2 separate regions of the Mus musculus genome follow, and region 1 is linked to region 2. The links are chromatin loops, found by intact Hi-C in ENCODE. Cell type or tissue: left cerebral cortex. All regions are shown on one strand. Links, peaks and the distances in the headings refer to the core of each region. The heading gives the core; the rest is flanking DNA.

What was found. A loop is a pair of places that touch in the nucleus more often than their neighbours do. Peaks named below come from ENCODE experiments on the same cell type or tissue, not always from the same donor. Only the 100,000 strongest peaks of a DNase experiment are listed, where the experiment ranks them.
Region 1: it touches region 2 in a loop (2.8-fold over the local background); 1 of 42 quality-filtered maps calls a loop at or near these places.

The regions. Positions count from the first base shown.
Region 1 is chr1:179,667,523-179,670,438 of GRCm38, reverse strand. It overlaps Sccpdh (saccharopine dehydrogenase (putative)), which reads right to left and starts at 2,208. Exons shown (of 12, transcript NM_178653.3): 1 at 1,894-2,208. The coding sequence starts at 2,083. In left cerebral cortex, for the core only: CTCF peaks have their summits at 1,339 and 2,062; DNase peaks (open chromatin) are centred at 1,422 and 2,210; H3K4me3 peaks cover 1,540 bases; H3K27ac peaks cover 1,549 bases.
Region 2 is chr1:179,501,614-179,504,529 of GRCm38, reverse strand. All of the region lies in intron 1 of Smyd3 (SET and MYND domain containing 3), which reads left to right. Among named protein-coding and RNA genes, the nearest start is that of Smyd3, 15 kb to the left of the region's middle. In left cerebral cortex, for the core only: a CTCF peak has its summit at 1,736 (motif pointing left); a DNase peak (open chromatin) is centred at 1,715.

The sequences.
Region 1 (2,916 bases), core at 199-2,698, 170 kb before region 2:
TAGATGCCTGTTCTGACTTCCTTTCCATCAAGATGTCTCTATTACAAAAACAGCTCCTAAACAACTATATCTGACCCAATTATAGAGAGGAGGCCGAGGCCGTCAGCACTCGGCACCATGAGAATTAAAGAGGACTTGGAGGCCAATGCACTTTTTAGTAGTTTTAAAGAATTATTTTACTAAATTGTGTGTGTGCACATACGCACGTCAGTGCAGGTGCCCAAGGAGACCAGAGGTAGCAGATATTCCCTCAAGCTGGAGTTCCATGGGGCTGTCAGTCACCCAATGCAGCTGCTGGGATCCTCAGCAAGAGCAGTACATGTTCTAACTGCTGGGACACCTCGCCAGACCCGTGATTTCATTTTTAAGTAGTCCAGCCTATATAAAATCATCCAAGCTTATAAGGAAATAACTGGAACTAATTGACCCAATAGAGCCATGCAAGTCTCCACTGATTAAGGCACTCTCTGCAAAGCTGCCTAATTTGGGCAATGTAGATGGTAAGGAATTAGGTTATAATTATACAGCAGTGGTTCTCTGCCTTCCTAGTGCTGTGACCCTTTAATCCAGTTCCTCATGTTGTAGTGACCCCAACCATAAAAATTATTTTCGTTACTAATGTATAGCTGTAATTTTGTTACTGTTGTCAATCATAATCTAAGCATCTGTGTTTTCCGATGATCTTAGACAACCCCTATGAAACAGTCATTCGACCTTCAAGGGGTCTGCAATCCACAGGTCTCTGAGAACCACTGCTATACTCTCACTGAGGGAAAATAAAAGGAACAATGTATTTTAATAATGGCCTGTTTTCCAGAAAACAATAAATGTCCAAAACTTCTCTGTCAAGGTTCTGTGTGTTAGCAATGGCAGCACAAAACAAAAGGCTGTGTTCCCTTGCCCTGACAAGGCTCAGTGTGGAACCATAAAACTGAATAGAAAGAATGAAGAACAAGTATGACTTGTCCTGGGTGGAGATTTAGTTGCCAAACTCCAAGGCTATGGGGTTCTAAGTCGGGTGCTTCCCCAAAGCAAAAAGGTTGGGTGTGTGTGTGTGTGTGTGTGTGTACACGCAAGAGCACCCACGTGTCCCTCCTCACTCCCATGTGTGCATCACAACACTTAGGACAAGGCCTAGCATGGAAAATACTACTCAATCAACATGTTGACTAGAAGCTGAAAGAATAAGTAAACATCCAAAACTTAAAAAGAAAAAAAAAATTCCCACATTTTTATTAAGAATAAGACGACTGGAGTGGAGGGTGGGGGTGCGAAGAGGCAAGGGCATCAGTATGTCCAGGTCAGCCCACACTGCCTCAAGCAATTAAAGTGAGAACTGCAGGCGGATTTCGACAAGCAAAAACACAAACTGAAAACCAGAAAAACACACACACACAAAAAAGCAAGCAGCTAGCGGGGTAACTCAGAAGCACGGTGTATATGCTTACCACGTTCAGAAGTGCTGAGCTAAATCCGTATCACCAAGCCACAAAAATAGGTGCACTATAATATTGCTAGTACAACTCAGCTTTCTTAATTGTCCCCAAGAGACAAACTACAATGGACCTCCAAGAAATCCGTGTCTTATTTCCCTTTCCCACAAGTACAAGAACCCTTCAAACCCATCAGAACAACAGAGATGGACAGAGGAGCCACTGAAGTTCTGAACTCTCTCTCGACAGTGGAGATCCCCAAATTGGGAGGGAGAGAAAAGCCTTTTCTTCTTTTTTTCCTTTAATTTAGGAGCGGAACAAGGCCCGGCCCGGCTCGGCCAGGCGAGGCGTCCGGTCCTCCCGCAGGGCTCGATGCAGGCGCACGCTAGGGAGACGCCCCTCGGCGACCTGCGCCCAGCCCGGCCCGGCCCTGCCCACCCCGGCGACCCCGCCGTGTTACCCAGTTTCTGGGCAGCCTTCTCCAGCACTTGCTGCAGCTTCTCCTTGGAGCGACCCGCCACGGCCCAGGGCAGGCGGGAGCTCTGCTCCGAGGCTATCTGCTCCCGGGCCACCTCCTCCGTCACGAACTGGCCGGTGAAGCCAGAGGCGCCGAACACCACCAGGTGGAAAGGCCTCTGCTCCGTCGCCATGACGAGTCCACAGCGAGCTGCAGCCCGGGGCGGGCTGAGTCCACCGCGCCTGCGCCTCAGGCCGGGACCCCAGTACCGGGCGCAGCAACCGCCGCTGTCCTGGCCGCCGTCGGCGCGGCTACAGCGCCCGGCTCCCTTCGGCCCACGCGCGGGCCACGCCCACAGCCACGCCCACGCCTCCTCGCGACCAAGCTGCTGCGCCGCATCCCGGGCCACCGGCCGGTGCCGCGCCGCCACATCCGGCTCGGGCTGCACGTCCGCTTCGGTGGCTGACAGGAGCGGCCGACGGCCCATTGCTGCCCGCCGCCCGGCTACCCGCATCAATCTGGCCACCCGAATCATCGCGTCCTCTTGGTTCCCCTGAAGCAGAACCAGGGCGGGCCGGTTCTTCCCGCTTCTCTGGGGGGATTGCGAAAAGAGACGGCCGGGGGGTCGCCCACGCCGAGAACTGGAGCTTGGAAGTCGGTGGCGGAGGAGAAGCTTATTAGCAATAAGGAACGCTGGTGACCCGAGCTGAGAGCATTGGACTGACTGTCTGTCATCCAGCCTTTCTGATGGTGTCAGAGACCATTGCTTTGGGCTAGGCTTCCTTTAAAAAAATTTTTTAAATTATTTTTAAGTTTGTTTATGCGTCTGTATGTCTTGTCTGTGCACACGCCCGTGCCACAGGAGCCAGGGGACAACTAGTCTAGGGATCAAATGTCAGGATCAGCAGTAAGCACTTGTGCCTACTGAGCTATTCTCGGAGCTGCTACAGACCAAACCTAATCGTGTTCGTTGAGACTTATTGTAGAAAGCAGAATGTCCATGGGGGTGGGTACAGCAGCTAGGCC
Region 2 (2,916 bases), core at 254-2,753:
TAGACCATGCTGGTCTAGAATTTACAGAGATCTACCCAAATTCTGGAATTAAAGGTATGTGGCACCATGGCCAACATTTGTCGTTTATTTTTTTTTAAATTTATTTATTTATATATGAGTGCTTCGTCTGCATATACACCTGCATGACAGACGATCCCTTTTATGAATGGTCATGAGCTACCATGTGTGTGCTGGGAATTGAACTCAGGTCCTCTGGAAGAGCAGCCAGTGCGCTTAACTGCTGAGCCATCTCTCCAGCCCCCAGCGTTTGTCATTTTGATTGTGTTCTTGCATTTCCCCACTCTCTGAGGGAGAGACTTCAATTAGGCTCCAGGGTGAAGGCTTCTTTCTCTATGTTTTCTTAATTTTACATGTGTTTCTGTTGTGCTTCTGTCTCCATGCATACATACATACACACACACACACACACACAGTCATTAGGTGGGAATCTGGAACAGAGAATCTCGAGCCATATAAATGTTTCTGTAGGATGACTGTCCTTGTCATCTTATGGAGACTAAAAATCAAGCCAAACCCAACACACCTGTTACTGTATACTGGAAACACGGTGAAATAGGAAAGGGTGAATCCAAGAAGGAATCTGGCTGTGGACTCAGAAAAAGAAAAGTAGGGTGAGGGCCTGGTACTGAGAACATGTCACACTAAGTGTGCTGAATAAAACTGATGGCGGTTGGTGAGGTGGCTGCTGATGGCGGTTGGTGAGGTGGCTGGGTGGGTAGGGTCTTGCTGCTGAGTCACCTGGTGACCTTAGGTTAATCCCTGTAACTGACAAAAGATGTGCAGAACTCACTCCTGTAAGTTTTCCCCGACTCCTACACTTGTAAACATATATATGTACACATACACACATGTACACACACACACACACACACACAGATGAAATAAGGTAAACCATAATGTAACTTTGTAGCCACTGATGTATCTATAAATGGACCTTTGTATACAAGAGGTTAACAGCGGGGAGTTTACGGCTCAGCGGTTACATGCACCTGCTGCTCTTGCAGAGGACCTGGGTTCAGTCCCCAGCATCCACACTGTGGCTCTCAGCCATCTGTAACTTTAGCTTTAGGAGATCAGATGCTCCTCTGGGTGAGTATGGACAGGAGTATGGGCAGACAGTGTAGAAGCACTGGGGCGTGGGGAGGGCAGTGCAGGGCTACCCAGCACCTGCCCACAGGAGGCTCTCACAGGTTTTACAGGGAAAGGAAAAGCAACACTGGCTGAGGAATTTTAAGGGTGCAGAATGCAGCGCTGTGTGGACATCCTCCCAAATGTTCACACCCTCAAGTACACTCAATTCCCTATGATTATATATGAGTTAGCTGGAAACTCACTGTGTTTTTAATTCAGTTCTTGACGCTCCAGGTGATAGACTGTGGGTCAGCGGCATTAATATCAGCAGAGAGCTTGTCAGCTGTGTGCCATTTCAGGTTCTAACATACACTGAATCAGAATATACATGGCCTGCATGTGATTTCAAGATGGCTGTGTAACCTGTTTGCACATTAAACTAAGGTGAGCTGATTTCTGTACCTTTAAAGTTCTTAGCAACCTAGCTATTTGATATCTACTTTCTCTGGGAATATTTGAAGACTATGATTTGATTTTTATACGTACATATCCCACATCTAAAGATAGTGCACATCAAATTTTAGATGATTGCCCATTGCCATCTTAATTTTTATAGAGGCAGAGCTCCCTCTGGTGGACAATGGGAGGAAAAGCACACACTCTTTCCAGAAGAGCAGTTTCAGTTTTCAGCTGTTAAAATGCATTAACTGAGCCTGGCATGGTGGCTCACACCTGTATTCCCAGCTCGTGGGATGCTGAGGTAGAAAAATCGCTGAAAGTATGTGGGCACCACCCCCCAAGCAAAAGAAAAACAGTAGCTGACCTCCCAACTTACTAAGTGGGTCCAACTTGGGTAGAACAGTTGGTTAGCATGCAGGATCCTTGGATTCAGTCCCCAGCACCATACACACACAAGAAAAGTCCATAATTTAAAACAAAAAACCACAAAAGAACCATCAAACCCAAAACAAAAAAACAACACCTCACTCTAAGGAAGAACAAGGTAGGTTTTGTGGTAAAGGAGGATTATTAACAGTGGCCATGTTTTCAGAATTAAAGTCACAACAAATGTTTAATAGTCCATCATATTTGAAGCTGGTATGATCTGGGGGAATAATTTTTCTTGCCTATCTCTTTACCGTGATGTTTATCGCTGTGAAAGTTTCTCTCTCCTCTCCTCTCCTCTCTTCTCCACTCCACTATGTGTCTTTTAAGGATTGATTTTAGATAGTGAGGCCATTAGGTAGCAAGTGCCATTCTTTACCCATTGAGCCATTTTGCCATTCCCTGATTTTGTGGGGTTTTTTTTTTTTTTTTTTTGAGATAACATTTTACTATGTAGGCATTTTAATTCTTTCATTTATTTATTTAATTTTCTTTTAAAATTCCATTTATGCCAGGCATGGTGGCGCATGCCTTTAATCCCAGCACTCGGGAGGCAGAGGCAGGCGGATTTCTGAGTTGGAGGCCAGCCTAGTCTACAGAGTGAGTTCCAGGACAGCCAGGATTACACAGAGAAACCCTGTCTTGAAAAAACCAAAATAAATAAGTAAATAAAATTCCATTTAATCCCGAGTGCTGGGATTAAAGACGTGTGCCACCACACCCGGCTATTATTTTTAATTGTATGAATTAGTTTTCTCTATCTGTGACAAATCACCATGACCAACACCATGACCAAGGCAACTTAGAGAAGGAAGGGTTTTCTTGGGGGTCGTGGTTTCAGAGAGACGGGAGTCTGTCACCATCACAATAGGGAGTGTGGCAATAGGCAAACAGTTTTGGCTCTAGAGCAGCAGCTGAGAGCTTTCATCCTGATCCACA